4 separate regions of the Mus musculus genome follow, and all the other regions are linked to region 3. A link is a loop called in an ENCODE intact Hi-C map of the cell type or tissue named here. Cell type or tissue: heart. All regions are shown on one strand. Region 1 holds the start of Czib (CXXC motif containing zinc binding protein). Region 2 holds the start of Coa7 (cytochrome c oxidase assembly factor 7). Region 3 overlaps Scp2 (sterol carrier protein 2, liver). Region 4 holds the start of Zyg11b (zyg-ll family member B, cell cycle regulator).

What was found. Peaks named below come from ENCODE experiments on the same cell type or tissue, not always from the same donor. Only the 100,000 strongest peaks of a DNase experiment are listed, where the experiment ranks them.
Region 1: a loop joins it to region 3, with 2.4 times the contacts of the local background. A loop is called at or near these places in 3 of 42 quality-filtered maps.
Region 2: a loop joins it to region 3, with 2.5 times the contacts of the local background. A loop is called at or near these places in 4 of 42 quality-filtered maps.
Region 4: a loop joins it to region 3, with 2.4 times the contacts of the local background. A loop is called at or near these places in 2 of 42 quality-filtered maps.

The regions. Positions count from the first base shown.
Region 1 is chr4:107,888,519-107,896,518 of GRCm38, reverse strand. Czib (CXXC motif containing zinc binding protein) reads right to left here and starts at 6,693. Exons shown (of 8, transcript NM_001347160.1): 1 at 6,623-6,693; 2 at 6,317-6,400; 3 at 4,998-5,054; 4 at 4,483-4,564; 5 at 4,266-4,297; 6 at 3,108-3,185; 7 at 1,581-1,646. The coding sequence starts at 6,628. In heart, a CTCF peak has its summit at 3,698 (motif pointing left); DNase peaks (open chromatin) are centred at 6,358 and 6,668; H3K4me3 peaks cover 2,235 bases; H3K27ac peaks cover 1,876 bases.
Region 2 is chr4:108,323,702-108,331,701 of GRCm38, reverse strand. Coa7 (cytochrome c oxidase assembly factor 7) reads right to left here and starts at 3,550. Exons shown (of 3, transcript NM_027250.4): 1 at 3,412-3,550. The coding sequence starts at 3,517. In heart, CTCF peaks have their summits at 3,772 and 4,530 (motif pointing right); a DNase peak (open chromatin) is centred at 3,381; H3K4me3 peaks cover 1,873 bases; H3K27ac peaks cover 1,687 bases.
Region 3 is chr4:108,066,871-108,074,870 of GRCm38, reverse strand. Scp2 (sterol carrier protein 2, liver) reads left to right here. Exons shown (of 16, transcript NM_011327.4): 11 at 408-515; 12 at 3,461-3,614. Among named protein-coding and RNA genes, the nearest start is that of Mir6397, 16 kb to the left of the region's middle. In heart, CTCF peaks have their summits at 3,270 and 3,479; a DNase peak (open chromatin) is centred at 3,460; H3K4me3 peaks cover 1,476 bases; H3K27ac peaks cover 1,358 bases.
Region 4 is chr4:108,296,949-108,304,948 of GRCm38, reverse strand. It overlaps Zyg11b (zyg-ll family member B, cell cycle regulator), which reads left to right and starts at 3,859. Exons shown (of 14, transcript NM_001033634.3): 1 at 3,859-4,058. The coding sequence starts at 4,029. In heart, a CTCF peak has its summit at 3,979; a DNase peak (open chromatin) is centred at 3,848; H3K4me3 peaks cover 2,211 bases; H3K27ac peaks cover 1,662 bases.

The DNA of each region.
Region 1 (8,000 bases), 180 kb after region 3:
AGGTAAATAGAATGAGCCGGTGTTCTTCCTTCCCAGCTAGAGCAATAGACTCATCTATCTACAGGGTTGAATCAATACTACAGTGATCACTGCAAACACTTCAGCTACTGTTCCTAGAGAAACAGAGTTAGCTTCTCATAAGCATCTGGTCACACAACTTTCATCAACCAGTAAACACCTCTGCTTCATAGGTTTGTTTAAGAGTAGCATATTTACTATATTTATATTGCTCAGCCAGCAGCACTGTGACGTGGGCCTAAATGAAGCTTATCTACTGTGCACTTTCCATGTCAGGCACACCAGCCTTCCTGCATGCATAACCATGGGATCGCCTGGTGGTGACCATGCTGGAGGAATTGCAGTCAGCAATGAAGCTTATGGAGTTCGGGTGACCGTTCAGCAGAGCAGCCATGGGTGTTCCTTGGAGAGGCAGAGGCCCGATGGTGCTCAGAGTGCCTCTTGCTGCTGCTGCTAGGCCTGATCATGCTTCATACTTGGATGTTCTTCTTGTGTTTGTGGTAGTGTGGTTATTTTGTGGGAGAGTCCCACCCCTCTCTGGGCAGTTTACCTGTAGCACTTAAGTGCGATGACGGTCTCCCCAGGACAGTGCTGTTTAGATGGGTTAAAGACTCAGCTGAACTTTCTGAGAATAGTTTAAAGATACAAGTGGCCAGGGCTGCTTATGAGGGATCTAGAGAAGATTGCAATAAAACTAAAAAAAAAAAAAAAACAAAAAAAACTTTTTCCAGCTGGATGTGAGATTTACAGGAGTAGGAAATAAGAACAGGGAAATTTCGGGCATTGCTAGCCCACGTGTCTTGCCTGTGAGAGCCAGGCCAATGATCAAAAAAGCAATTATGTTTCTGTAACTAAGGTTACTGAGTCTCCTGTCATGTAGCTTACAGACATATTTACAGGTTTTTGGTATGCACCTGGAGAAAACAGTTGTAAGAGGAAAACACATGAGCCTGTTGGGAGTGAAAGAGAAGGAAAGTAGATGGTTAGCAAGGTCAGCTCAGCAAGGCTTTGTAGACTAGAACAAAAACACCAGTCGGCCACACGGTACCACAAACTGCTGCCAGCCAGGACAAGAAAACTGGCTGAAATATACTTTGACTGCATAAACTTTGTTAATCAATAATAAAAGCATTACTGCTTTGGGATAAAGATGTGATTATGGTAGGAAAGATGGTGGGGGCGAATGTTTAACTACATGTGGGCTTCTGGGGAAATTTGTTTTCTGAAATATGTGACTTATTATGTAGTGATTTCTGTGTAAAGACTTCTGTTATGAGTAGTATATGAGGAATAAGAGAAAAAATAACATTAGCGAGAACAGGAGGAAATACAAGCTTGCTTCAACCATAACACGTCTATGCATCATCTTACTGCCACCTTCACAGGTCCTCCTCAGAACCCTGGCCTGCTAGAGCTGGACTCTAGCCACTGCCCTTAAACATTATATTTATGGCCATTTCCATAGCAGAATCACCAACCAAAGGCACAAACATCTGGAGCTAACGCAGAAAAGAATTCCCACCAGGTACCATGGAACACCTTACAGGCTCCCCAAGTCTCACCTTTTCTTGCAGATTAATGTCACTGAAGACTGTCCCTGACTCCACACCGTCAGCAGCAAACCCAGCCTGCAGGAGACAGGAAGGCAGCAGGGAGGGTGGGGGAAAGAAGGAGCCTGTGAGGACCGGCCCAGGGCTGCTCTTCCTAGCAAAGCCCTCAAGGCAACCTCAGAACAACAGCTGCTCCCGAAAATCTCGGGTTCCCAACTTACTCGGCACTGCTGTGGTATCTAAATTACAGCCCTGGCCCAGAAGACTGCCTTGGTTTCCTTTCTGTTGCTGTGATAAGCAGCAGGACTCAAAAGCAACTTGGGAGAGCAAGGGTTAACTTTTCATACAGCCCATTATCCAGGGACACAAAGGCAGGATCCTACAGGTAGGAACTAGAGCAGAGGCCATCTAGGAAGAGTGCCTCCTGGCTTGCTCAGCTATTTTTCTTTCCCATCCTTTCCCCAATTCATTCATTCTCTCATATTCTCTTTCTTTCCCTCCCTCCCTCCTTCTCTCCTCCCTCTCTCCCTCCCCCGTACGCCCTCTCTTGAGACAGTGTCTCACTATGTAGTTCTGGTTGACCTGGAACTTACTATGTAAACCAGGCTGGTTTTGAGCTCACAGAGATCCACCTGCCTCTGCCCCTCAAGTGCTGGGATTAAAGGTGTGTAACCATGTCTAGCCTCAGCTATTTTTCTTATATAGCAATTGGGACCGTTCTCCAGTTGAGGGTCCCTACTCAGGTGGTTCTAGTTTGTGTTATCAAAAAACCAAGTTAAAGGCCGGAGTGGGGGTAAGCTCTCCCATCACTCTATCTGCTCAAGGACCTGGGTATGCACCCCACTCCCTCTCTGAACCTTAGTTTGTGGGGTATTTATTTGGTGAGACAGGGTCTCTCTGATATATCTGGCATTCCTGGAACTTGCTATGTACACTGGGTTGTCTTTGAACTCAATAGAAATCCACCTGCCTCAGCCTCTTGAGTGCTGGGATTATAGGTGGAATGCACTATGCCTGGCTCTGAACCTGGGTTTTATTTGTTTTTTGAGACAGGTCCTCAGGGATTCCAGGCTGGCCTTAAACTTTTTATCTGTGATTTTGTTTATGAGATGGGGATGCCGATACCATCTTTTCTAACTTACCCCACAGATTTACTGTGAGTAAAAATGTACAAACAAGAGGATGAGCACTGACTATAAGATTCAGACAGACCTGGGTTCAAATCCAGCCCCTGCTTACTAACGGACTCTGGCACACTACAGTCTCTGAAGTTCCCTTGTCTAAAGACTAGGATGAATCACTGTTTAGGTTACAGTGAGGATGAAATGAAGTAGCACAGAAAGGTGATGGGCATGGAACACAGCACACAGTAGGCATTTCATACGTGACAGTTACTATTCATAGACTTCCTGATTTGTGTTGTAGCTCAGTGCTAGAACAAGAAGGGAAAAGCAAGATGGAGAATTCCTATTTCAGTCTCTGTAAGAAGCAAAGTTCGCTTGCTTCATCCCCACCCCAGAGAGCCTTAAAGCCACATACCTGGGGCTGGAAGTCAACTGGTTCAAGGCCCCGGCACTCAAACTCCACTATCGTCTTGAACTTCTCATTGTCTTCAGCCTGGAAAGGAAGTGTATTGAGGAGGCAGGACCAATGGAGACCACCTCCTCCAATGCCCTCTGCCCTTTCTACCTTGTGGGCCCTAACTACACCACTGAGCCTAGAACAGGACCCAGAACAAGTTAGCCCTTTATAAAAACAAAACGCCTGTCTTGGGTACTGCTCCAGAGAGGACCTCTGTAGACACAGGTTGTGCAGAAGAGTGAGGATCCTTGGTCAACCTTCCTGCATGTCAGCAGAGCAGAGGAAACCCGGCCTACTTACTGTAAGGATCTGAATCATGCACTGAGAGCCAAGCACTGGGTCAATGAATGGTAAGTGACCAAGAAGACAAGAATGCTAAGTTACAAGGGCTCTAGACCGTCCACATGGTCCCAGTAAGCACACCATGGCCTTTGGATAACCAGCCACCATGTCAGGCTGGAGAGATGGCTCAGAGGTTCAATTTCCAGTGGTTGTTAGAGATGGTAGCTCATAACTATCTATAATGAGATCTGGTGCCCTCTTCTGGCCTATAGGCATACATGCAGGCAAAATGCTGTATACATAGAAACCCTGTCTCAAAAAACCAAATAAACAAACAAACAAACAAACAAACAAACAAAACAGAAACCAAACATCCACCATGTCATGAGGAAGGCTGGGTGTATGGAGAGCGCACCTCTTGGGAGGTGGATAGCCAGGAGCCCTGCCTACCTCACCCCTGGGCTCAGACTGCCCAGACTGTCATCCTGTGTACTTTTAGGAGGAAACTGCAGTATTACCCAGTGGATGATGTGGATATGGTGGACAAAAGATACGGAGCAAGTGAGCACTGAGTTGGTGCATGAGAGAGTAAATACGCAGGAGACGTGGTGTCAAGTACCTGGCCTCTCAGCATTCAGGAGGCTGAAACAGGAGTATGAGTTTGAGCCAAGCCTGGGCTACCTAGTGAGACCTAGTCTTAAGCAAAACAAAGAGTTAAATACATGGGACCATGTCCAGGGGCAGGCCACTCTGATGCAGCTACTCTCGACCCCACTCCTAGCCATCAGTTCAGATTTAATCCCACCATCCCTGACACTACAGCAGGAAACTTACGTTGTAAGCCTTGATGGTGCTGCTCAAAATGTCTGAAATATAAAAAGGAAAAGTTGACTTGAATCTCTACCCAGACTCCACTCAGGTGCCCAGACACAGCCTGGGAAAGAGAGAGACCTGCACAGGTTTTAGTATTTCACACCTAGGTCCACCCCTTGACAACACAAGCCTGCTTCCAGTCACCCTGGAAGAGCCTGGTAGGCAGCACCCGACCTACCAATAGAGTTTTCCCGTGCACATAGCTTGCACTTCTGGACCATGGAGGCACTGCCTCGGCCTCCTTTCAGCGCCACGCTGTCCTGACAAGAAGCAAACAGAATTTCTAGTCATGTAACAGCTAGACGTAAGGGTCCCAGAGAGATCTCATCCCACCACCTCATCCAGTGGAACAGACTAAGACCACAGAAGTGAGTCACTTGCTGACAAGTGACAAGAGGGTTGAGGAGAGCTCAGTAGTAGAGCATGCTCAGTAGAGTAGTAGTAGAGATATGCAAAGCCCTGGATTCAATCCCCTGGGTGGGGCAGAAGCCTAAGGAGTCTTCCCCTGGTTGAGAAAAAAAGTCCCTCTTGATTTTGAACTCTGCCTCAAAGATGTCTGTTGTTCCCTGCGAGGGTCACATTGGTGCTCTCTCAACACCTGCCGTGCCCCCCCCCCCAAGTGGCTAAAGGAAAGAAAGATGAAATCCAATTTCCCCAATTTTCTGCCCAGGAGCATGTGGTAGGGACCATTACCATCAGCCGGATGTATTGCCACTTCTCTGAAATCTCACCACAGTTGCCACATTTCATCTTGGGGAAGGAAAAGAGTATTATTAGTTGAGCAGGTAGCTTCCTTAGACACAGGGGAAGGGGAAGCACGGTGTAAGGCCAGCTCATAGCCTACTGCCTTCTCTTAATTTATCTTAGATGCACTCTCACTGTGTAGCCCAAATGTGTTTGAACCTGAGATCTTCCTGCCTCTGCTTTCCAAGTACTGGGATACAAGTGAGTGCCTCTAGACCCATCCTATCTTCTAGGGGATTCTTACAGCATCCAATAGGGACATGAGCCGATTTATCTCCAAGTAAGAACAAGGTGTTTCTGATGTTGGCACCCCTGCCCTCCTCTAGAATCTGTGCCATTTGGCTGGGGACTCCAGGTTGTCTCAAGCCCCCAGCAACTCTGCTGGTTGGTTCTGTGCTTAGGGGTCCTGAGTCTGGGGTTAACGGGTTGTCATTTTGTTTCTGTTTCTCTCTCCTTTGTTATTCTGTGTTTCTTCAAGTCAAAGTTCTTCAGATGGGCCCTGGAACTCCTGCTCCAAACATTTTGAAATAGGAGCTGTGGGTGCGATGGTGTTGCACTTGTCTAGTGCTGGGGCGGGGGTGGCGGAATAAGAGTGATCAGTTATGGCTTTGGTTGGGTATGTGAGGCACTGAGATAGACTAGGAGAATAAAGCACAGCCTGGGACGATGAAGGGTGTCACACTGTTTGGGCCTCTAGGGCAGGGTACCTACCCAGTTTACTAGCACTGTGTGAGGTCAAAGGGTGGCCAACTTTCCCAATAAGTAAAGCCAGCAAATAAAACAAGGTGGGTTTATTCACTATATTAAGTAAGCACAGGGTCCCTTCAAATGATATTTTGTTCCGTGTATGTTTATAAACTAAGAGCTGGAAGGATTTCACATCAGGAGAGTGCTAGCGTGAGGCCCCAAATTCAGATATACCCGCCAGAACAGAAGAGGGATAAAACCACAAAACTCCACCGTGTGAGGAGGCCGAACATCTGTAATCCTAGTAAGAAGATCAGGAGTTCAAAGTCATCCCTCGCTACATAAAGAGCGCAAGGCCAGCCTAGATTACATAAGACTAACGTTTAATCAATAAAAATAAAATCTAAAATTCCATCCTGAAGATCTCACTTAGATGCCTGGTTAAGCACCTCAGACCCGGTGGAACTTTTAGAAAAGCTCCCAGTTCAACACTGTGATCAAGGCTGGGCCCTGAGCCCTAAGATGCCCCACTGCCTCCGGATGCTCCTCCCTTCCCTAGAGGAACCCGCCTTCCGTCGCACCTTCAGGTACCACCGGAAGTCCTCGCCCACTGGCCGAAGGTTCGTGACGTTCTCCAGCGTGGCTTTGAGCTGCAGTGCGATTTTCTGAGAAGAGGGCGGGACACGCTGAGTGCAAGGCCTCGTCCGCTCAGCTGCGTGCCACGCCCCACCCCGCCCCTCCCGACTCAAGCCCCGCCACCCGAGCCTCACGCCTTCCATTCTCTCCTGCTCTGAGCTCGCCACTCTGAGCCCCTCGCCGCCTCGGACCCATCTCTCACTGGGCTACTACCAGACGGGATGCCCCAATGGCGACTAGCCTCTCCTTACCCCCATAGCTGCCGGTCCACGTTAAGTCGCTGCGACAGCTGCTTTCCGACCCGTCGTAAAAGGCCGGCGTCGCCGCGCAGCCTCAGTGCGGGTGGGCGGGGAGCGGGGCGTTAGTGAGTGGTACTGTAGGCTGGCGTTTTCTAGCTTGTCCCTCCTTAACCTGCCGGGCTCGGCTGTTTTCGGTAGGTTTGCTGGAACCGATGTAAACGCAAATGCCAGAGATGGTTCCTGATTCTCAATCTGTGCCTTCACTGAGCAGGCAAGATAGTCGGGCTGGAAACCTCTGCCAGACCTCTCTAGGCTCTCGGTTCTCTATCCGACTTCTCACTACCTGTGGTCCTGAGGCTCAGATTACGCTGCAGCCTCCCAGATGATGGGTAGTCGCCCTCTAAACTGCCCACTGGATGTACACGATTTGATGCTGCGACTTTTCCCACAGGGTTGCCCTGTGTCCATGTCCTCGTGGTAGCTATGCCTGAACAGAGCTGACTTTCCCCCACCTTAGTCATATATTTAACCGACACTGCAGGAGCTGGGAGCACCAACATTCGAAAACATGCCCCATTTTTATTTTTTAGAGACAGGGTTTCTCTGTGTAATTATAGCCCTGGCTCTCCTAGACTCGCTTTGTAGACCTGGCTGGCCTCGAACTCAAAAGAGATCCACCTGCCTCTGCCTCTCGAATGCTGGGATTAAAGGCGTGTGTCACCATGCTTGGCTCCCACTTTTATGGCCCAGTCTTTTTAAATTTTATTTTGGTTTTGGCAGGTAGTATGTATGTGCTCCACATGCATGCAGCTCCCACCAAGGCTAAAAGAGGGCACCATAAATAACCCTCTTGTACCCTCCCCCCCCTCAGCCTGAAACCTGGCTGAACAGGTTTCACTGATAGCACGAAGAGAGCATGGGGGGGGGGGTTGGAGCCTGCCACCTTATCGTTCTACCACTCCCACTGCTACTGCCTGCCGCCTAGCAGTTCCGGAGTTAATCAAGTTGTCACCTGAAACTGGACTCCAAGGATGATTTGGCGGGAATGGGTTCCTTCCCCTTCTTCATAAACCAGTGCCTGGGAATAGTAAAATTGAACCTTGAGCAGACTAGTTGTCTTGGTTCCATTCTCTCTCCCGCCGCCTAGCTCCCTCTTCTCTTCCAGATTCCAAGATGCCTCCCAGGCTAGAACCCAGACATGTGAGCCGGCCGCAACACTCTGTGACACACTGATAGAGCCACCCTATGGATGTTAGGAACAGAAATGAGGTCATCTACTACAGCAGCAAGTTCTCTTAACCGCTGAGCCATCCCCCTGCCTGTTGGACACCACCAGACTGGTCTTTAAGTGTCTCAGAAGTCTGGCATCCTGACATGTCACATATTAATG
Region 2 (8,000 bases), 260 kb before region 3:
TTGAAAACACACACACACACACACACACACACACACACACACACACACACACACCAGCTCATGTATAAAGGTATATGACACATTCAGAGCTGCTGGGAATATTGTCATTTGCCCTTTTGATATTTATACGCTTAAGCCAGGCATGCAAGTGCACATCTATGGTGCCTGCACTCCCAAGGTGGAGACGTGATAAGGAGTTCAAAGTCACCCTTCACAACCTTGTGAAAGAGAACCATTCAGGCAGGCTAGGAAAGGAGGAGATACATTAAAGAAATGCAGTGTTTTCAAACACTAAGTTATAACTGAAATAGAACAGCCTGATGAGAAAGTTCATTGTATGTCTTATGGTTAAGACAGTTTGGGCACCAAGGAAGGTCCCACGGAGGACTGTGACAGCTGAGCTGAAGAGAGCACAGGATACATAAGGACTAAGGAGTTGAAGGTGTCACTCCATGCATGACAAGGCAAAGTACAAGGCCCTGGGTGGCTCCATCCCTATCGAATCAAGACAAAGAAATGGAGAGAGTCCAGAAACAGGTGGAAGGGGAAATAAACACGGCACAAATGTGGTAGAAGGAGGCCAAGATAAGGCGGTATGGGTTAGGGAGGCAAGAACCTCAAACACATGAAGAAATTAGAGCTGCGCCTCTCTCCACAATGGGCATGTTACTACAGACCATAACGCACAAAGGGTTCTTAGGAGTAGGAAAGCGGGGCTGGAGGAGTGGAACTCAGTGACATAGTCCTTGCCTAGAGCTCGGGAGGCCCTTGGTTTAATCCCAGTCCCCACAATGGAAAACCACACAAGTAAGCTACCGACTGAGAAATCTCTTCAAGAGAAGGGAAGTGATTAAGATTCACTTTGCATTTTAAAAAACATTGAGCGGGCATCCCAGCACTTGGGAGGCAGAGGCAGGCGGATTTCTGAGTTCGAGGCCAGCCTGGTCTACAGAGTGAGTTCCAGGACAGCCAGGGCTATACAGAGAAACCCTGTCTCAAAAAAACAAAACAAAACAAAACAAAAAAACAAACAACAAAAAAAAATTGCATAAGAGCATATGTTTGCACCAAGAATAATAACAATAATTGATGTTATTTTTGTTTGTTTAATTTGAGGCAGGGTCTTAAATAACCTAGGCTGGACCAGAACTCACTATGTAGCTAAGGATGTCCCTGATCCTGTTGCTCTACCTCCCTGAGTGCTGGGATCTCATGCTAAGCATGTGCATATGCAGTCTGAGCCAGGCCTAGTACTCAGTCAGGGCCTCAGGTACACTAGGTGAGTGCTCTTCCAACCAACCTACAACCCCAGCCCATGGCCAGTGCTCACAGGGCTCTCCTGCACTCCCTGCTCCACATGTCCTTCATGTAACTCATATCAACTACCACAAACTCCTCAAACATGCCTACAGAGTCAGGTCTAAATTCCTTGCTTAGAAAGGCAGGGTACACTGTAGTCCGGGCTCCCTGAACAAACTTAATCTGGAACTGGAGCTAGAGCCCAGTGGTAGAAAACTTCCCCGCTACACTCAGAAGCCCTGGCTTTGTGCCTCAGGACTGCAAAACAGACATTAATTTGACTTGATTCTGAGCAATCCTTAATTCACCTTCCAAAAGAGCTCTCTGTTCCCCAACCTCTCCCGCACTGACTACACAGCTGGCCTCTGTGGACTATGCCCAACCACCCTGGTCCTCAGAGACCACAGAAGGTCAATTCCTCTGAAATTTCTCTTCAATTGGGACATGGACTAGCTCCCAAAGAATAATCTTAGCCGGGCGTGGTAGTGCACACCTTTAGTCCCAGCACTCGGGAGGCAGAGGCAGGCAGACTTCTGAGTTCGAGGCCAGACTGGTCAGCAGAGTGAGTTCCAGGACAGCCAGGGCTATACAGAGAAACCCTGTCTCGAAAAAACAAACAAACAAACAAACAAACAAACAGAATAATCCTGGGTTCCTTATCCAGAGTCACACTATAGTGGACTAATTTCAAGAAACAGAAAGTCATTTCTTGGGAACTAGACTGTAAGCTACTGGAAAGGAGGGCCAGAGCCATTTTCATTCTTTTCCCTTAATTAAAACAATAGGAAAACAACCTACAGACACTGGACACTTGTTTGGGCACTGGTCACTCATACACTCCACCTCCTCACTGCACATAAGAGTCCATTTCTGGGGCTGGTGAGATGGCTCAGTGGTTAAGGAAACCGACTACTCTTCCAAAGGTCCTGAGTTCAAATCCCAGCAACCACATGGTGGCTCACAACCATCTGTAATGAAATCTGATGCTCTCTTCTGGAGTGTCTGAAGACAGCTACAGTGTACTTACATATAATAAATAAATAAATATAGTCAATTTCTGACCTTTTATTACCTCTGCCTGGCAAAGACTTACAATGGTTCCTTTCCTCCTTCAAAGCTTTATTCAAAAGCCATGTCATTGGGCAGTGCCCTTCACTCAGTTCTTTTTATCACATTTCACTTACCTTAAAAAAACTTTTTTTTCCCTCGAAAAAACTAAAACAAAAAAAAAATTTTTTTTTAAAATTTTGTGCTGGATGGTGGCAGCCCACACCTTCTAGCACTTGAGAAACAGAAGCTTGCAGATATCTTAGTTTCAGGCTAGCCTGATCAACAGAAGGACAGTCAGGACTACACAAAGAATAACACCTCAACAAATTAATTAATTTATTAATTTGTTAACAGGCCTGTGGCTCATGCCAAAAACTCAGAAGATAGAGGAAGCAGTTCTGAGTCCAAGGCTAGCGTGGCCTACACTGTAAGTTCTAGGCCAGTCAAGGCTACATAATGACAGTCTCAAAAAAAAAAAGATTTAATTTTTATTATTTTAAATTATGGATGTGTGTATACGAGCATGTGGTGTGGTGGCAGCAGAGGCCAGAGGCATTGGATCTCCTAGAACTTTAAATGGGCTCCTAATTACTGGACCACCACTCCAATCTCCCTCTCCAATTCTTTTTTTGGGCCGGGTTTTGCTATGTAGTTCAGGCTAGTCCTTAACTCCTGAGTTCTAAGTGATCCTCCTTCCTCAGCCTCCCGAACGCTAGAATTACAGGTGCAAGATGCCAACCAATTCTGGCTCGCATTTACTACTAGCATATATTTCATTTATTTCCTGCATGTTAAATGATTCCCTCAAAGACATGTACACCGAGGTTCTACTTCACCCTCACACCTCCAGTCCTAGCACCCTAAACTTGACTACACAGCATCTAGCCTGAGGGCTCCGCCCTCCGCTGCAGGCCCCGCCCCCGATGCACTACAACTTCCCGCCCACAGGCCCGTAGTGACCCTGACCCGGTCCTTAGGCGTCCTCGGCCCGCCACGTGACCACGACTGCACCCCACGCTCGCTCCCCTCCCCTATGTCCCAGGCTGCGCAGTTGGCGCTCACCCTCCGGGTCCTTCTCGCGGTAGCATTGGTAGTGACACTCCACCTCCATGTTCTCCAGGAAGGACTTCACCTGCTCCTCGTCCTGGAAGTCAACCAAGCCCGCCATGATTCCGACTCCCACAAATCGCTTTGTGGCTCCACCCTCAGTTACGTGAGCCAGCCCAGGGGCGGGGCATGCCGGCGGCGTGCGTGACGTCAGCGCTCCTCAGTACGGGGGCGGGTTGGAAGGAAGGAGACGATTACCGCTTCCCATCATCCTTTGCGGTGGTAGCTCCCCACCCCCCCCACCCCTCCAGGCTTTTATTCTTCTTTTTGGACAGCCCTCTCCCAGGTTTCTGCGTCGGTTTATCTGAGGCCATACTGCCCCTTAATGGTTTTCTCCCTGTAGTCTGGATCAGCCAGACATTCTTCAGTTCCGGTTCTAAAGCCGACACAGCCGGGAGCTCAGGTCCCAGCCTTACCAAAGCTTACAGCGTTGGGCTGCAGCTCACCACCAAGTACTCTGAAGCATCGTAAAACAGAACTTGAAATCTATTCCGAAAGCATTCGTTCATTTGGGTGGCAAGCATTTTGAATACCTTGTGTGTCCCAAATATGGCCGGAAAAACCGAAATAAATAAATCTGTGCAATTGCCACGGGATGCCCTTATCTCTATATTCTTTGTAGACCCATCAAAATCATCCATATTAATATGACTGCGAGTTATGATTAGAACACATCAGTGGTCGGGATTATAGTGACAACATGGTCACTATAATAGTTTTAGAACAGCAGCATGGCGGATTGAAGCCAAGGAACACTATGAAGTCATATGATGCAACAGATCTTACCGAAGAGGTTTATTGGGGCAAGGAGAAAGGGAAAGGCCGATTGGGAATGGACTCATGGTTTTAAAAGCAGTTCCATGACACATCTTTCACAGGATAGCACAAGCTCTGCGTTACTCCAGAGCCTCTGGCTAAAACTGACTTTTATGTATGGCTTCTCCTGTTTTTCCTTTGATAGAATCTCACTTTGAGACAATCCTCCCCCCTCAGCCTACTGAGTACTGTTGCAGATACAAGCTCCCACATCCACCTATCCGTGTTCTTTTTATCTTGTTTATATCTGTAATCACTAGAGGGAGCCCTTAGAATACATGGTCCAGGATGAGAAGGCCTGACCTTTACTTTGGAGCCTCCCTCCTTAACCTACTCCTACTGGATACATCTAGAAGCTTACTTGCTTTGTTCTGTATAACTGAGACAGGCTGACTCCATGACAGGCTTCACATTGGCAGTTCAGGAGACTAGACATAAATCTCTGTTTCCAAGAACTGAGCAAGCCCAGGCCTCAGAAGAGGCCACACCACCTGGCCTCCAGGAGTTCCAGGATAGCTTGGAAAACAGTAAGCCATTATTAAAAAAAAATAATAATAATATTTAGGCTGAAGAAGTAGCTCATCTGTTGGAGAACTTGCCTGGTCCCTTGGGTTCAGTCTTCATCATGTCCTAAAACAGGCATGGTGCAATCCTAGCACTTGTTGAGGTAGAGGCAAGGGGGGTCAGGGTTCAAGGTCATTCTCAGTTGCATACCAAGTTCTAGGCCAGCCAGAGAAACTTCTTCTCTTCTCTTCTCTTCTCTTCTCTTCTCTTCTCTTCTCTTCCCTTCCCTTCCCTTCCCTTCCCTTCCCTTCCCTCCCCTCCCCTCCCCTCTCCTCCCCTCCCCTCCCCTCCCCTCCTGTCCCCTCTTCTCTTCTTATCCTTTCTTCTTCTTCTTCTTCTTCTTCTTCTTCTTCTTCTTCTTCTTCTTCTTCTTCTTCTTCTTCTTCTTCTCTCTCTCTCTCTCTCTCTCTCTCTCTCTCTCATTTTCCAGACAGGGTTTCTCCGTAGTCCGGCTGTCCCAGAACTCACTCTGTAGCCCAGGCTTTCCTTGAACGCAGAAATCTGCCTATCTGCCTATCCGCCTGCCTCTGCATCTGAATGCTGGGATAAAGGTATGTATCACCATGCCTAGTTGAGACCCTTGTGTTCAAAATTAATTTCAGTCAGGCATAGTGGCATATGTTTATATTCAGGTGGCTGGGACAGGAAGATAGTTGTGTGTTAAAGGCCAACCTGGGCTACATAACAAGATTGCCTTTGTTGGGGACCAGGAACCACCATAAAAACACTGTTCTCAGTTAAGCAAAAACAGTTTATTGAATGAATACCCCAAAATTGGACATTCAGGGCCACAAAAAGGACTCGGGAACCTAATTTTGTGGTACTAGTGTATTCTCAGGAAAGGCTTATAAAGGAAACACACACTGAGCTCATATGTAGGCGTAGGAAGTGCTGCCCAGTGGTCAGCTCTGACTCAAGCCATTTTAGACATAACAGTTCATATTGACCTTTGATTTTTATGGGTCCGACGTAAAGCTTTGTGGAATTTCTTAAGATTAACATACCACATACAGAACATACAGGGTATATGATTAGCCCAAACTTGAGTCAGGTTATTTTTCTGTGTCCGTGACTGGCAGGCATTTTATAGCAATAATATGAAATAGTTGGTAGGCATGAAACAAAATGGCTACATACATGTTGGTGGAGGGCAGACCTCAACACCTTAAGTAAGAAACTAAACCTAGGGCTGGTGAGATGGCTCAGTGGGTAAGAGCACCCGACTGCTCTTTCGAAGGTCCAGAGTTCAAATCCCAGCAACCACATGGTGGCTCACAACCATCCGTAACAAGATCTGACTCCCTCTTCTGGAGTGTCTGAAGACAGCTACAGTGTACTTACATATAATAATAAATAAATCTTTAAAAAAAAAAAAGAAACTAAACCTAAAAAAATAAAGTTAAATAAATTAAACTCTGGGAACCGATAGTTACTGAGTAGTGTGTTTGCTTAGCAGATGCAAGGCTTTGATTAGCTCTCCACCCCTCTAAAGCAAAAAATACGCATGAAGGAAAATACACAGAACTCTTGATAATAGTTCCTGTGAGTTAGCACAGAGTGTGAGAATAGTGTACAGGAATTCAATGTTTGTGTCTGTGTTCCATGTTTCTTTCTTTCTTTTTTTTTTTTAAGATTTATTTATTTATTATATGTAAGTACACTGTAGCTGTCTTCAGACACACCAGAAGAGGGCATCAGATCTCATTACAGGTGGTTGTGAGCCACCATGTGGTTGCTGGGATTTGAACTCGGGACCTTCAGAAGAGCAGTCGGCACTCTTAACCACTGAACCATCTCCCAGCCCCCCATGCTTATTTCTTATTCAGATTCTGTACTTGGGCTGGGGATATAGCTTACCTAGCTGAGTATTCACTAACACCCTGGAAGGTGTTCAGTCTCCAGCCCCGAATAAAGTGGGCACAGCACAGACGCATGCACTGGTGACAGAGGCAGGAGGACCAGAGGCTTGTGGTCATCCTCGGACATATGAGACTCTATCTAAAATCAGGTTATGGGGGCTGGAGAGATAGCTCAGTGATCAAGAGCACTAACTGCTCTTCCAGGGGGCCAGGGTTCGATTCCCAGCAACCACATGGCAGTTCCCACCTGTCTGTAACTCCTGTTGCAGGGAATCTGACCCCTTCACAAAGACAAAAATGCAGGCAAAATACCAATGCACTTAAAATAAAAGTAATAAAAAATCAGGTTACCTTTTTTTTTAGATTTATTTATTTATTATATGTAAGTACACTGTTGCTGTCTTCAGACACACCAGAAGAGGGCGTCAGATCTCGTTATGGATGGTTGTGAGCCACCATGTGGTTGCTGGGATTTGAACTCCGGACCTTTGGAAGAGCAGTCGGGTGCTCTTACCCACTGAGCCATCTCACCAGCCCCCAGGTTACCTTTATAAGCAGAATAAAATTAGTAAGAGCACTTGCTAAAACCATGCCATTGGGACTGGAGAGATGGCTCAGTGGTTATGAACATTTGTGGCTGAAGAAAGGTTCCATCACGAATAGTTAAGTCCACATCCCAACACCTACACTGGGCAGCTCGAGAGCCTCCTGTACTCCAGCTCCATGAGACTCAGTGCCCTCGTCTGACCTCATCAGGCACTGGCGCTTGTCTGCATACATCACACACATGTACAAGCATGCAAGAAGTGAAAAGAATAGATATATCTTTTTTTAAATGCCCTTCCTTCCTTCCTTCCTTCCTTCCTTCCTTCCTTCTTCCCTTCTTCCCTTCCTTCCTTCCTTCCTTCCTTCCTTCCTTCTTTCCTTCCTTCTTCCCTTCTTCCCTTCCTTCCTTCCTTCCTTCCTTCCTTCCTTCCTTCCTTCCTTCCTTCTTACTTCCCTTCCTTCCTTCCTTCCCTCCTTCCCTCCTTCCTCTCTTTCTTTCTTTACTTCTTTCTTCTGGTCTGGTTCTGTTTGTTTTTCGAGACAGAGTTTTCCTGTGTAGCCCTGGCTGTCCTGGAATTCATTCTGTAGACCAGGCTGGCCTACAATCAGGAGTTCTACTGACTCTGCCTCCCAAGTGCTGAGATCAAAGGAGTCCACCGCTAGGGCCCAGCTCAGTCGTTTCCTTCCTCTTTTCCTTAATGTGTGTGGTTGTTTTGAATGCAAGGAGGTCTATGCACCACCACCCGTGTGCCTGGCACC
Region 3 (8,000 bases):
AAAAATATATATATCACACAGTTTTACAACTGAAACAAGAGAAAAAATAGATGCCATTTTGGAAAATTAAAACTTTTGAAACCATAATTTTTAGTTAAAATGTTACAGAATATTTATTTTGACCACATCAGTTCTTTTCTGCCTCTCTGTTACAGTCAGGGCAATTTGGAAACCACAGGGCTATTAGGAACTACCAAGTGCTTATTTCATGCAATCCATTCTTGAAAGATAAGCCTTTATGTCTCAATATTATTACTCAACACTTAGAAGCATTTGCAACACTTAATTAAGTGCTTAAGAAATGTTTATATTAAGAAATCCTTGGCTATGTGGAAGAATTAAACAATCATGCCATCTGCCCAATGTTATATTTTAACATTTGTGAATATTAACTTTTTCTTCCACAGGACAAGGTGGAACCCTGGTGGACAGAGGGGACAACACTTACGGAGGAAAGTGGGTCATCAACCCTAGTGGAGGCCTCATCTCAAAGGGACACCCACTGGGCGCAACAGGTGACAATGCATTCTTGTCAGAATTATACTTTAGGCCCTAATCTGTTGTTTTTTGGTTTTGTTTTGTTTTGTTTTTGTGAACGTATATGTGCACATTCATGTTCCATGGCACACAAGTGAGAGAACTGGCTCTCTCTTTCTAATTTTATGCAAGCCTGGGGATAAAACTCGGGTCACCCAGCATGGTGGCACATGTCTTTATCTGCTGAGCCATCTTTCTGACCACTGTTTTCATTGTCTGAGACAACCCAGTCCCAGGTTGACCTATATGAATCACTATATGATTCAGGACGACCTTAAACTTAAAGCAGTCCCCCTACCTGCCCCTCCCAAGTGCTGGGATGATAGGTGTGAGCCACCATGAGTGGCTGAAGTCTGTGATTTCAGTGTGCTTGCATTCTTTGAACTCAGATGGTGACGGGTTTTTAATGCTTTTTAACTGCAGTCATTTGATTTCTCGTTAGCTGCAGTGCACTTAGCTAACAAGATGTTTCCTAACAGAGAGCTTACTAGAGTCACCAGGTAAGATGGTTCCAGATGAACACATTGTGTGTTGTTGGATGCCTCCTTAGCACTGCATGGAACTCATTTTCTCTCGAGAAAACTGGACTAGGAATTCTGAAATTAAAATTTTACTATGGCTTCACTGCCCACTGGAAATTAATCACTTTGACTGTTAAATCTTTAGCTAAAAAAATTGACATCTTCTGTATTGGAGTTTCTAAGGTAACTTAGTGGTAAAACTCTGTGGTTTATTTCTGTAAAGACAGATGGTATTGTATAGATGATTGTGTTTCTTCTTTATCTTATCGTGTCTTATTGATTAGTGGACTATTTTAAGTTCTTGCAGTTTTACAATAGAGAAGTTATAATTAACAATCTACTTATTAGTTAACTTTATTGTATTTCTACTTAAGATTCAAAATTTCAGCGGGGCTTGGTGATGCACATCTTTAATTCCAGCAGTCAGGAGACAGAGGCTGAAGGATCTCTGTGAGTCAGTTGAAGCCAGCCTAGTCTACAGAGTGAGTTCCACAACAGCCAGGGCTGTTTCCAAAAACCAACAATAAACGACACCAATGAAACACTCAAGATTTCATAAGCTTATAATGCAGTAGAAAATAGAAGAGCTAGATGTTGTGTTGGGGGAGGAGGAAGGAAGGCAGTGTGTCAGGGTACGGGTGCTGTTGCTTTACGGTAGGATACTGTGCTTGACTTGTTTAGGATATAGAAGGCCCTGGGTACCAAAGTCTTCCAGAAAAAAGATAAATGAGGGTTGGGCCAGGCGGACAGACTGAGCACACCAGCTAGCTGCAGTGTGTGCACTGCCTTGCTGCTGTGTTCTTCTTTTGTTTCTTCTTTGGTTCATTTATTATCATTTAAGAAATGATATAAAATAAATTTATATCATTTATTCATTTCTCTCTTCTATGGAACCATTTCTCTATGAAAGTCTGTCACAGATGCTCAGGGGTGTGATGGAAGCATCTTCCATTTGCCAGAGTCTGCCCTCCAGGGTTGTCACACCCTCATATTTAATTTAAGTCTTTTGCAAGATTTATTTTAATTTCACTTATGTATTTATTTTATTCATTTGTTTGTTTATTCAAGACAGGGCTTCTCTGTGTAGCCCTGGCTGTTCTGGAACTCACTCTGTAGATCAAGATGGCCTCAAACATAGATTTGCCTGCCTCTGCCTCCTGAGTGCTGGGGTTAAAAGCATGTCTCCCCCCAACCCCACCTTGGTTTATTTTTAATTATGTGTGAGTGTGTATATTTACCATCAAGATATAAAGGTCAGCTGGGCACTGGTAGTGCATGCTTTTAATCTGAGCACTTTGGGGAGGCAGGCAGATCTCTGTGAGTTCTAGGCCAGCCTGGTCTACAGAACTAGTTCCAGGACAGACAAGGCTACACAGAGGGGTAGAGGTGGGAGGGACTACATGTCTTTATTGAACCTTTAGAGATATCTTGCTGTGTAGAGATATCATTTCTGTGGCTCATAGGCACCACAGGTGATTAGGTCTGTTGATCCTGGCCCTCCTCCCACTTCCAGCTTGCATAGCATAGCACCTTCTGGTACTATGAAAGCTAGGCCCCAGGAGGCTTTTGGATTAGTTCCAGCTCGACTTCTCGAGTCCTGTGTTCAAGTGTGTGTGCTATCTTTCGCAATAGACACTTACCTTTGACTTCTGGGATGAAATCAAGCTTGATCTCCCTGGACCAAACAATTCATGCATGGCACAGGGCTTTTTATTAGATAGTCTGTGGCTCCTGGAACGGGCACTATTACCCCAAGTGGTATGGCATCACTTAAACAAAGTGTATATACATATGTATGTATGCAAATACACTTATATGTATTACATGTATTTTAAGTAAATATAAAATAAGAATTCCTTATGACTACTTCAAATATTTTTAGTGTTGTAGATCATTCCCTACGCCCACCTCATTTTCCCACTTCATATCACAAGCATCTTGAGTTCAATTTGATCTCATTGCTTTTTCAAAATGTCCCATCTCAAAATTTTCTTTCACTTTTTATTTTATTTTATTTATTTATTTATTTGAGACAGAATCTTGCTGTGGCATTGGCTGTCCTGGAACTCAAACTGTAGACCAGGCTGGCCTTGAACTCTCAAGAGATCCGCCTGCCTGTCTTCTGAGTGCAGGGTTTAAAAGTGTGCACCACTAGACACTGTGTTTTCCATTTCAACACACCCGGAAAAAAATGGGTTGAAAATGCAAGTGTTGATTTCCTGAACTCGAGTCTTTCTTAAATGCTAATTCTCTTAGCGTGGGAACTAGCTGTGAATCTTGGGCTTTAAGCTCTGCAGGCGTGCGTGGCTTTGGCGGGAAGTCCCAACTAGCGGCTCGCTGGCGCGGGTGGGCGGAGTCTGCGCTCTAACGCGGCCCGGGACGCTCTGTGCTCGACTCGCCAGGTCTGGCTCAGTGCGCGGAGCTCTGCTGGCAGCTGAGAGGCGAAGCCGGAAAGAGGCAGGTTCCCGGGGCAAAGGTGGCTCTGCAGCACAATCTAGGCCTCGGAGGAGCTGTGGTTGTCACCCTCTACAGGATGGGTTTTCCCGAAGCTGCCAGGTAAGTGACATTCTAAGTTCTGTCACTTTTGTCCTCATGCTTTACAATAAGTGACGCTTGCATATTAAAAAAAACAAACAACAACAACAACAACAAAAACCAAACCCCAACCACATATTAAGCATTTAAGGGAAAGTATGACATAACTTCGTTAACGTGGTTTTAAAAGTTAAGACTTAGTTTTTAAGCCGAGACAACCTTAGGAAAATTTGTTCAGAAAGAGGCAGCGAAGCCAGGAGTGCTGGCCCACAAGCCTGCGGAATGTAGACTAGTCACCTTTTGCTTGCCTTTCTCACAGTTGGCTTTCTCCTTGGCTTCTGGCTGCTGTCAGAGAAAGCCACCAACTACATGTGCCATTGGAACCTGGAAAATGTGTTTCTGAATCAAGCCCTCGTTGCTGTTGGAATTCCAGGGGCTTGCTTGCTTCCTGTCTTTGCAGTCTCTGCCTCTGTCGTTACCTCTTGTCCCAGCCTTCTGGGATTCCTGTTTTCCTTGCAGCCTCTCCGGGTTCTCTTCCTCCTTTTCCAAGGCCCAGCGTTCCTCTGTGTGCGTGGTTTCCAACCACCTGTACTAGCTACTATGTATACCCTCTTGAATCTTCCTAGCATTCCCTCCACTGGCTCCTTGCCCCTGTTATCTTACACCAGAGAATCTTTCTTAGTCCACAAAATCTTTTTTTCCTCTTGCTTTAATTATTCTCTTTCATGATGAGCCTTTCGCAGTGAACCACCTCAGGGTCTGTTTGGAGGTCTGGTGTGTTCTGAGTTGATTATCCTTGGCTAGCTATGTCTTTCCTCCTTTAACCACCCTGTAACTTTTTAACACGAATGTGCTCCTTTTCTCTTGAAATTCCTGGTGATTACTTAATCGTTTTCTTATACAGTTTGTCCTACAAAGGATAGGGGCCACTATCTACTATATAGTCTTTAACTTTTACAAACTTCGGGATGGTTTTTCCTCTCTCTGGTCTCACTCTTCTTTTTCTGCCCAGAATTTTGTTTTTGTTTCAAACATTAAGATAACATCTTAAACTTAAGAGTTTCTTCTTTCAAATACCCATGCTCTTTTGCAGTCCTTAGAGGGCTCATCTTGTTTCTTCCTCAATCTGATTCATCAGTTCTATGCTGATGACCCTGGAACACCATGCAGTTCACACTTGAGATGAAACCCCTTAGGGGAAAAATAATCAAGCTATGAAAAGCCAACACAGTCAGTATAATTGTCATAGATATTTCGTTTTCTTTAGAGTAAAATTAGGAAGTTTGTCCACAGCCTTTTTTTTTTTTTTTAAGCAGTCTCACACCTTAGACCAGACCAGGCTAGCTTTGTATTAGAGGCAGTGAGTTTCTTGCTTCACCATTTTAGTATGTGCCTGCAAGTTCTCACATGTAAAAGGTGCAATGTATAATTTCCACCATAGGTGAGGTCCACAATGATTCTATGACCCGCTTCCCTAGTCCTTTGGTTCTTTTTCTCTCTGCTGAGACAGGGTCTCACTATGTAACACTGTCCTGGAACTCTGTGTGAACCAGGCTGGCCTCAAACTCATGAATCCACCTGCGTCTGCCTCCCAAGTCCTGGGATTAAAAGCATTCGCCCAGCCAGCTCTTTATTTCTTTGTGTAGGTTTCCAGCAGCCCTTACTCTGCCCATCTTGCAACCCCTGCTCTGTTTGCTGCCTCTGTAGTTTGCCAGTGAGATCATAAAAAGGCAAATTATAGAGGCACTCTTAATTTTAGCTCCCATTGATGATATTCTGCTCTAAGGAAGAAATTTCCCTCCTTTTCCTGTCTTTAAGTGTATTCATATACACTGCATGAAGTCACAAGGCCTTATTTTATCCTTGAGATCACAGTCCTTTAGTATCAATTATTTTGTTGCAGTGACTGCCCCTGGTTTGGCCAGTGGGGACCCTCTCAAGGTGACCCTGTGTCCCCGAGTCTGTGTAGGCCTTCCTTTCTCTCTTTTCTGGCTCGAGAAGTTACTCCAATCTCTTCTTCCACTTTGTTTTTACAGTTTTTAGTATTTATGTGCTTTTGGGCTTGGCTATGCAGTAAGTGAAGGCACCAGCCCCCCCCCCCCCCCAAGCTGGGATTACATAGGTGGTTCTAAGCTGCCTGATGTGGGAACCACATCTGGGTCCATGTCCGCAGCCCCTCTTGTCCTTTCTATGGCCCATGCCTAGCCCCGTCATTTCTCCAAGGAGTCTTGGTTTCCTTTAGTGGAAAGTGATGCTGAGACACCCACCATACATGGCTGCTGGCTAGCTCATCCTTGCCACTGCCAGGCCTTCTCAGGAGACACATATGTGAATTATATTAGTTTAGCTTGTTTTTAAGTAGAAACTTAGGGGTAATATTAGGTGGCTTATGTGTTGTTAATACTCACCACTGGTTTTTAGCAGTTAGAGCAGGAATTTAGAAAACTAGTTAAGCACCATTTGTAGATGGTGTCACTTTTGTTTTGTGGGGTTTTATTTATTTATTTATTTATTTATTGGTGGTTGTTTTCCAGGCAAAGAGGGAGAGGTGACCAGAAAGAGCAGCCTTCTAAGTTTTTGATCACACTACCTGTTAACCTTTTCATCACTTAGGAAATATTGAAAGCATTCACTTTAGAGTTCAGAAAACTACTGGAGTGCACCCACCCTACCCTGCAGCCGCTGGACGAACTGTGAATTTCTTCCCCAGTGGATTTGCCCTTCTTCTTTGCTGTGCCTCTAGTTCAGGCCTCTGGTTAAGTGGTTGAAATGGTCTTATTGAATTCTGGTATCACTCAGGAGTTTGGGAAAAGTGACCTTGACTTTTTAGTATAACCTGGGAAATACCCCTTGACACAGTCCACAGCTTGGTTAAGGGGCATCTATTGCATTCCCATCATATCCCAGAGAGGTTTCTTGTAACACCCAGGCTTCCAGTTGTCCGTCCTGTCATATGGGCTCATCTGCCAGCTCTGAGGTCAAAGGGACTTGCTGATTGTCTGGGAACTTTGCTCCCCAGTGTTTGCATGCATTTCATAACCCTCTCTAATCAGAACAGGTGATAATTTTAAAACATTTTCACTCTCCTCCGCCCCTCAACCCCCAACACATAGCCTAAGTGCTTTCACTTCCAGTCTGTCCCACTGGTAGTTTGACAACTGCACACAAACTCCCTGTCTCTGGATTTGCCTACTCTGCATATTTCATATAAAGGAAGTCAAATGGCATTATTCTTTCATGACTGGCTTCTTTGGTTGAACGTGTTATTTTCAAAGGCTGAATACTACCCCATTTGCATGAAAGCTCCCCTCTCCATACCCTCGACCTCACTGTCTTTTATGAGCAGTCCTCCTGGGTGTGATACCTCACAATTTGGTTCACATCTCCTCAGTAGCTAATCATTTTCTGAACACCATTTCCTCTTATTCCCGCTTATTCGCAATCTGTGTGTCATCCTTGGAGAACTGTCCCTCTGTCAGTGCCTTTAGTAACGGAAAAACTGGGTTATTGAGTTGTAAAAGTTCTTTAACAACCAGATCCCCTCCCTCCATTTTCTTTGTTTCGGTGGGGTTTTGCAGTGTAGTCCAGGAAGGCCTTATCCACCTGCTTCTGACTCCCGAGTGGTTTTACAGGCATGAGCCACCATGCCTAGTCCAACCACCACTTTCTGAAGGCTTGGTATGTGCCTTGAACACACTAGGTGCTTTGGCTTGCTGGGTATTAAACCCAGGGGGTTGTGTGCTAGGAAGGTGCCCCAGCACCGAGCAGCGCTTCCCCATCTAAAACCCCGCATACCGTGAAGTACCAACTCTGAAGATATGTGGGTGATCAGCTAACCAAGCTAGGTGTTAGCTGGTTCCTGTTTCATGACTTCTCTGCACTCCCAGTCTGTGACACCACCGATACAGAGCTGAGGGCCTTACAGTGAAACTTCCCTCTTACCTAGTGGGAATCCAAACACAGACGAGAATGTTCTTTAGTCTGTAAGCCCTTTCCAGCATTAATGGTGGTAGATTTAGTCCAGTAAACTTGTGTTTACCAAATTCAAGTAAAAACCAATTACAATTTAATTTCTACTAGAATTTTGTATCTAGAGTTGTAAGAATTTAGGCATTGTTGTATGCAGGTGCCTGTATTATAAGAATTTGGGAGGCCGAGGGGAAGAGCACTGGAACCAACCTGGCTAACTCAGCCTGACAAACCAAAGCAAACGATAAAACAAAAAGAAAGCAGCAGAAATATTTTTTGTGTGTGTGAGATATATCTCAGTTTATGTTATTATTCAGTTTCTTTTAAACAGGACATGTATCAAGTGACTTGCAAGGAAGGATGCTCAGAAAATATTGACAGCATTTTTCATGTTTATTTTTTCCTGCTCTGGATGAAAAGTTGGTTAATCTGTAGCGT
Region 4 (8,000 bases), 230 kb before region 3:
AGAAGAGGGAGCAAGATCTCATTATGGATGGTTGTGAGCCACCATGTAGTTGCTGGGATTTGAACTCAGGATGTTCAGAAGAGCAGTCAGTGCTCTTAACTGCTGATCCATCTCTCCAGCTCCCTCATTTGTATTTTTAAGAGTCAAGGGGCTAAGGTCATGTTGGGATAATCTAGAGGGAACCTGGAGTAAATGACTGAATTGATATGCAAATAAAAGACTGGACTTTTGGTCAGCATGATGGGAGGTAGCAGAGATTGATAGCAGTTCTTTTTTCAGAATGTTTTCTATCAAGAGCTGAGCTGTTTGAAAATCTCTGGAGAATGAACATATTTCTCTTTAAGATTAAAAAAAAAAAAAAAAAACAAGCCGGGCGTGGTGGTGCATGCCTTTAATCCCAGCACTCGGGAGGCAGAGGCAGGTGGATCTCTGAGTTCGAGGCCAGCCTGGTCTACAGAGTGAGTTCCAGGACAGCCAGGGCTATACAGAGAAACTCTGTCTCGAAAAACCAAAAAAAAAAAAAAAAAAAAACCAAACAGGATTTCTGATTTGGGTCAGAAAATCCATGAAGGGCGAACACAACTCTTTTAGAATTTTTCATAGAATTTTTTATAACTGGATTTCTGACCCTGGTTGGAAATCCCAAGAATTACTTAGAGAGCTAACACAGCTCTTTTAGAATCTTTTCTAGAAAACCCAAGAACTTTTTTCAGAGTAGCTTTTCTGATTTTGGTCAGAAAACCCATGAGCTACCCAGAGAGCTTTTAGAGTTTTTTCTGGCAAGAGAGAGGTGTTTCAGGAAAGATCTCTCTCAAGCAGACTACAGAGGAGTTATCTACAGAGAGCTGCTTAAGGGAGCCGTCTGGAGCAGACTACAAGGCTGCCAGCTTGCACCAAAGATTTCACTTCTAGTCAGTCTTTTGCTGCTCCCAAACACCCCTTTCTCAAGACCCCCAACCAAGCTGAGAGGAGGGATAGGGCTGGTGAGTACAGTGGTGGGTGCTTGCCGTACTTCTCAGCCTGCTGACCTGAGTTTGATCCCTGGGTTCCACATGATGAAGGAAGCCAGCTGTCAAAGGATATTCTCTGACTTCCATTCTCCATGTCACACACGTATGTACCTGTACACACACACACACACACACACACACACACACACACGGTGGAACACCATAAAGAAAGACACCTTATATTAACCTCTGGCTTTCACATGGGCATATGAACCTGCACACACCATATATATAAAGAAAAAACAGTGTAGTGATATACAATTTTAATTTCACTTTGGATGCAGAAGTAGATGGATCTCTGTGAGTTGGAGGCTTGCTTTGTCTTTATAGTGGGCTCCAGGTCAGCCAGAGCTAGTAAGACCCAACAAAACAAAACACCATCATGTGGGCTGGACATGCTCAGTGGTGGAACACTTGCCTAGCATGTCTGTCTGACCTGTCTAGGACTCAGTCCCGACATTCACACACACACACACACACACACACACACACACACACACACACACACACACACCTGATCTACAGTGTAGTTCAACTAATTTAAATTCATTCCTGTCTAGCTTGCTAATGAATGCCTCCTACTTTTCTAACTGCTGGCCTGGCTGCTTCCCCAGCAGTGTACCCCAAATACTTGCTGTTTCTCTTGGCCATGAGCTCATGAGCCATCTCTTTTCATGGCAGCTTCTTCTTCCTCTTCCTCCTTCTTTTATAAAAGAAATATTTATTTTATGTATATAAGCACATTGTAGCTGTCTTCAGACACACCAGAAGAGGGCACCTGATCAGTTTACAAGATGGTGTAAGCCACCATGTGGTTGCTGGGAATTGAACTCAGGGCCTCTGGAAGAACAGTCAGTGTTCCTAACCACTGAGCCATCTCTCCAGCACCCCCCTTCTTCCTTCTCCTTTTCTTCCTCCTCCTCCTCCTCCTTCTCTCTCTCTCTCTATGTCTCTCTCTCTGTCTCTCTCTGTCTGTCTCTTCCCTCTCATTCTTCTCCTCTCTCTCTCTCTCTCTCTCTCTCTCTCTCTCTCTCTCTCTCTCTCTCTCTCTCTGCAAACATCAATCAGCCAGGTAACTCAAAACTTGCCTACCTCTAATCCCTCCAGTAATTGGTTGTACCATTTTTACTTAACCAATAGCTTTAAGTTAAGGAACAAGGTTTGCACAACAAACGCTGGTAAATGAGAGAATTAGTACAGAATTTAGCATCACAATACACAGCCTCCCACCAAACAACCATCACTAGAGTAATCAAATCCACAGAGATTAAAAATCAGGACTATGCTAGCTTTGGGTGTGTCTCAGTAGTAGAGAGCTTGCATAGCGTGTGTGAGGTCATCAACTTAATACCCAGCACTGCTGCAACCTCCAACAAAAGGTAGCACAGTACTTGCCAAGGGACAGTGAGAAAGAATATAGGGATAGACATTCAGTTTTGCAAGAGCGGCAGAGTCTGAACAACTGAGGATGTTGCCCAAGAGGAGAACACTTGCACAGCATGTGCAAAGCCTTGTAGTTAATTCCCACTACCACAAACACGATGGAAACAATCAAGTGGCAGCCTTCTGGAGTGCCTGTTTGGCGATGGCTTCACCAGTACTTAATCCTGCCTGACCTGTATACTTGATAGTGATTAAAATGGAAGATGGTCCAGTGGCAAGAGGCTAGGGGGTTAGGTCTCCAGAAGTGTGCGCTCTGGAGAAACAGTGACACACTTCCTCTAACAAGGCTACTCTTCCTAGTATCACCAACCACCATGGGCCAGGCATTCAAACACAGGAGTCTATGGGGGCCATACCTATTCAAACCACCACAGCAGAGAAATGGAGAGTTGAAGCATACCTGGACTACATAGTGAAGGCTAGCCTGGGCTACAGAAAGGAAAAAGTATACAAGTGGAGTTATAGGTAGTCTGGAAGTCACTGTCAGTGATGGAAACTTATATAGATGTTCTGTTTTGTCCATTTACTTTGTCAGTGATTTGAAGGCAAAAATGATTAGTTAAATGAGCATGAAGAAGGAAATATCGGAGGCCTGAGAAGAGGGACTTGAAGTAGCTACCTAGAGGGTGGAAAAATATAGCATAGCTAAACACCATTTACATAAGATCAAAAGAAGGCAGCCAAGAGATGGCTCATCGGTTAAGAGCACTGACCCCTCTTCCTGAGTTCAAATCCCAGCAACCACATGGTGGCTCACAACCATCTGTAATGAGATCTGATGCCCTATTCTGTGCTGTCTGAAGACAGCTACAGTGTACTTGGATATAATAATAAATAAATCTTTAAAAAGAAAAAAGAAAAGCAGGTTAAAGAGGGAAAGCTCCATAGTCAAAATTGAGATTGTGGGGCCCGAGGATGTGACGCAGTAGCAGGCAGAATACTTGCCTAACATATGCTATGTGGAGGGACTCTTTCTCACAAAACAAAACGAAAACAACAGCAAAACAACATCATGTAACAGAATGCTAAAATCACTAAGAACGTTGACAACAAAAATTAATGACTAAAAAAAAAAATTAATGACTATGAATCAGAAGTTAAGTTTTGAAGAATGAGGGTAAGCGCTGCAGTCTTCTGGAGGTAAGATTTAAAGCTCTTCCAAACGGAAAGACTACAGCCTCGTCAGAGGGCGTTGGCCCCTTTAAGGGCTGGCGTTTGAGAATGGAGTCTACGCCGGGACGGGGCGGGGTCTTCAGGGGGCGGGACCACTTTGGGGCGGGGCGAGACATGCAAGGGAGAGAGGGGCGGGACTTCTAAGGGGCAGGGCGCGGTAGGCTCAGGGAGAGGGGCGGGACCTCGTGCGGGGGGGCGGGGCGCAGCAGGCGCGGCGAGCGAGGCGGAGTCTGTGTTTCGGTCAGGTTGCGGCAGCGGCTGCTGTAGTTCAGAAGAGCGAGGCCGAGGCCTGGGCCCAGCCCGGAGCCGCTGCCTGACCCGAGCCTCCTGGAGCCCCCGAGCCGGCTGATCTTAGCGGCGGGCTCGGGCTCCGCCTGCCACCGCACGCAGGACCGAGGCTGCATGCCGGAGGACCAGGCCCACGCAGCCATGGTGAGCTAGCGCGGCCTGCCCCCCACCCCCCGCAGGGTGGCCCGAGGACGCCGGGCAGCCGTCTCACCCTTCTTCCTGCACCCTCCCTCTGTCTCCTCCGGCTCGCGTTCCCCATCCACCAGTAGGAGCAAACCTCTTTGGGAGACATCCCTTAATCCCCCTTCTTTCCGGTGACACCCTTTTGTCCCCCGGTGACAGCCTCCTTCGCATTCTCCTCGTCCCCCCTTCCCTGTCTTTAACCCTCCCCTTTCTCCTCAACCATTTTAACCTTTCTCCTCTATGGTCGTTAGTCACCCCCACCCCCCACTTTTCCTTCCCACACTTTGCTTCCTTTCCCTCCTCGACCCTCTTCACCATTTTATCTCCGGCGCCCCCTCTTCCCCTTGGTCCTCGACCATCCGCATTTCCTCTGCCCCTTGTCGGATGTCCTCCGTCGCCGGCTCACACATCTGTCCCCATTTCCTTGTGCAGGTTTCAGAGGGCTAAGCAGGAGCAATTGGAAGGCAATTGCTACCCGGGAGCTGTTGGGCGGGTACATACAGATTAGTAACCTTTCTTTCTCCGTTCTGTTTTGGAGTGGGGAAGTGAGGGGAGATTGGCGGTATGGAAGAATAGTCTGGAAGCTTTACTACTTAGTGTCATTGCAAAAACCTGAGTGGGGTGTGTTACAGAGTACATCCTGTAGCCTTATGTGATTATCAGGCCTTTTGACAGAAATAGCCAAAAAGGGTTGTTACATTTTTATTTTGAATGTGTTTTCATGTGGAGTTACCGTTAGGGAAATTAAAAATCTTTTGTAATTTGCAGGCTTGACAGTTGTTGCTCAGAGCACATGATTTGTTTTTGTTAGGAGGCAGAGACCAAGGGCATTTGAGGTCTGAATATCAGCCTGGCAGTCAGATTGTGACAGTCTTTCGAATACCTTCCTCCGAAAGGTTGTATTTGTCCTGTCCTTTCTGTCCTTTCTTGGAGAAACCCTTTCTTTGCAAATTTTCCTCTGCTTCAAAATGGCTGTGACTACAGTCCCATTTTTAAGTGTTATCCGCGTTTTGCTGTGTATATATTGAAAGCATTGTTCTATCCTATACAAAATAAATGTTGATCTCTGGGAGGAAATAATACATTCTAGTCAAAAAGACTTGTTGATAATCATAAGTTCCTAGGTTGTATTTCCCTCCATCTGACTTTTAGGAAGGTAACCTACCGTCTGGTGTTTAACCGGGAAACACTCCCTCGCTCCCTGACTCTGCTGATCCTCCATTGTCTTTTCCCAGTGACTGCCTCTCACTTGTTCCACTGTTACTGTGTGCTGTTCTGTTCCTTCCCAAGGAGAGTCAGAGTCTGGAAACAACTGGGCCTTACTTAATTCCCTGAGTTCCCAGTGCCCAGGTCAGGTAGACTCTTGAATGGTTTGATTTATGATCTCATTTCCCCACCTGTCAAGTGCAGTCTTCCACTGAAATTTGAGGCACCTTGCAGACTACTCAGGGTGAGTTGAAGCGTCTTTTGGTGCAAAAAGGAGTAGAATAAGATGTAGTGATGATTCTTTTCAGACTAGAGAGCCATCCTGCTGGAGAAGGTACCAGGCTGTTAGACTTTTGGAAATGCAGGCCTTTCCACGGAGACTGAATGAGTTATTCAAAGGATGGGGAGTCAAAGGCGTGATTTGAGCTGGGCCTAAAAGATGAATAGAATTTATGTGGCTCATTTGGGAAAGAAGAAGAAAACTTCACTTTAAGTGTGACTGGGAAGAGATTTAAGATCGGCTGTGAAAGTCAGGTGCTCCTCTAGGCCCAGCACTGGGGAGGCAGAGACAGATGGATCCCTGGGGTCAGCCTAGTCTATAGAGTTCCAGAAGAGCCAGGGCTGCACAGAGAAACTGTTCTCTGGGGGAAAAAGATTTGTAGTGAAGGATGACATGTTTACTACCTGGAAGGATGGAAGAAATAGGAGGTGTAATAGCTTGTGTGGTGAGAAAGATACTGTCTTAGTCCATTTAGGTTGCTATAATAAAATACCATCAGCTGGCTAGCTAATAAACAGAAATTTTTATGAACTTTGGAGCATAGAAAATCCAGGGATAGGGACCACCACATTTATTGTTTGAAAGGGGCTGGCTGCCTTCCTTCCTTTCTTTTCTCCTCCTCCTCCTCTTCCTCCTCCTCTTCCTCTTCCTCTTCCTCTTCTTCTTCTTCTTCTTCTTCTTTGTGTGTGTGTCTGTGTCTGTGTGCACACGTGCAAGCTCGAGCACACTCATGCACATGTATATGCATGCATGCATGTGTATGTGTATGTGTGTGGAGGCCAGAGTTGGTTTTTTTTTTTTTTTTTTTTTAGCTTTTTGGATTTTTTAAAAAATATGAGTAATTTGCCTATGTATTGCCTATGTATATGATGTGTGCTACATGTGTGCCTGGTGCCTGCGGAGGTCAGAAGAGGGTGTCAGGTCCCTTGGAACTGGAGTTACATGCATGGTTGTAAGCCATCATTTGGGTATTGGGTATTGAGCCTTGGTTCTTTGAAAGAGCAGCAAGTGTGCTGAACTCCTTATTTATGTAATTTTCTGAGACAGGATCCTTTCCTGAGTCTAAAGCTTGTCCATTTGACTAGACTGGCCTGGTCAGTGCGCTCCAGGACTCTGCCTGTCCCTGCCTCCCAGCAACAGGGTCCCAGGCACACATTGCCATGTGACACATTGCCATACAGCATTTGTACTATTATTTCACCAACCCCTCCTTTTTTAAACCTCACTATGTAGTGGAGGACGGTCGTGAACAATCCATCTGCCTCAGCCTCTCTAGTGCTGAGATTTTGGATACATGCCACAATATCTGGTTTATGTAGAGCTGCATATTGAACCCAAACCCTTGTTCATATTAGGCAAGGACTCTGTCAGCAGAGACATCCTGAGTCCCCCTTTTTTGTTGAAGGTAGTCTTGTTACATAGCTCTAGCTTGTCGTGTACTACTGGCTGGTCTCAAACGGAAGGGTGTCTTACTGCCACAAGCCTCCTGAGTGCTGGCATGCATGCACCGCCATGCCCTGGTTCATAGACGACATGATTCCCCTGATTCTTCTGTGATGGAGGAGCAAGGCTGTTCCCTGGGCTTTCTTCTATATGAAAGCACTAGTCTCATTCAGACAGTTCTGTCTAGTTGATCTGACCACTTTTCTGAAGGCCCCTCCTCCTTATGCATCATCTTACAGGCTAGAATAGGTATTTAGCATATGAATTTGGAAGAAACATATTCAGACCATAGCAGATAATTGGGCATTATTGTGTTTTAAGCTTCATATTCAACTAACTAGAGTTGTTCTTGCTTGTTAAATATGTATACCAGTAAGTATGTGGGAAGGGTGAAGAGGGAGAATACTGGCCCATTTGAGCTGGAGATTACTTTTATGTTTTTCTTGCATAGTAGTTTAATATATTTAGTAAATAGTTAGATAATTGTTACAAAGCTTCATATATATTTTTCAAGTGTTATGGTGCATTTTGAATACTTGATATATTTAAGGCAGAGCTGACTGAATCAGGGAGGGTGTGCTGGGCTGGCTACCTCTCCTCTAGGGTTTGATTTTTGAAGTCTGGGGTTGAACCTGAGAGTTGTGTTTCTCTCAAGAACTCTTGCAATGCTGATACTTCAGATTTGAGATGCAGCCCTGACCTTTCACTCATCCAAGTGTTTCTGGAGTGCCATCTGACTGTGTTTGCATGGGGAATATGGTAGACTGCAAAACAGGTGTGGTCCCTGCCTTCTCATATCTTTATGTATGTAGAGCAGTTTTAAATGTGAATGGTTTTAGCATACTTAAAAATGTGCCACAGACTTGGTAGAATCATGGAATGTGATAGTCATTAGCGGCTTTGGAGACGATCCTTGTCTCAAGTAGAGAATTGAGGAATTAAATGATAAGAGTTGTGTTGTGAAGAGACCAGTG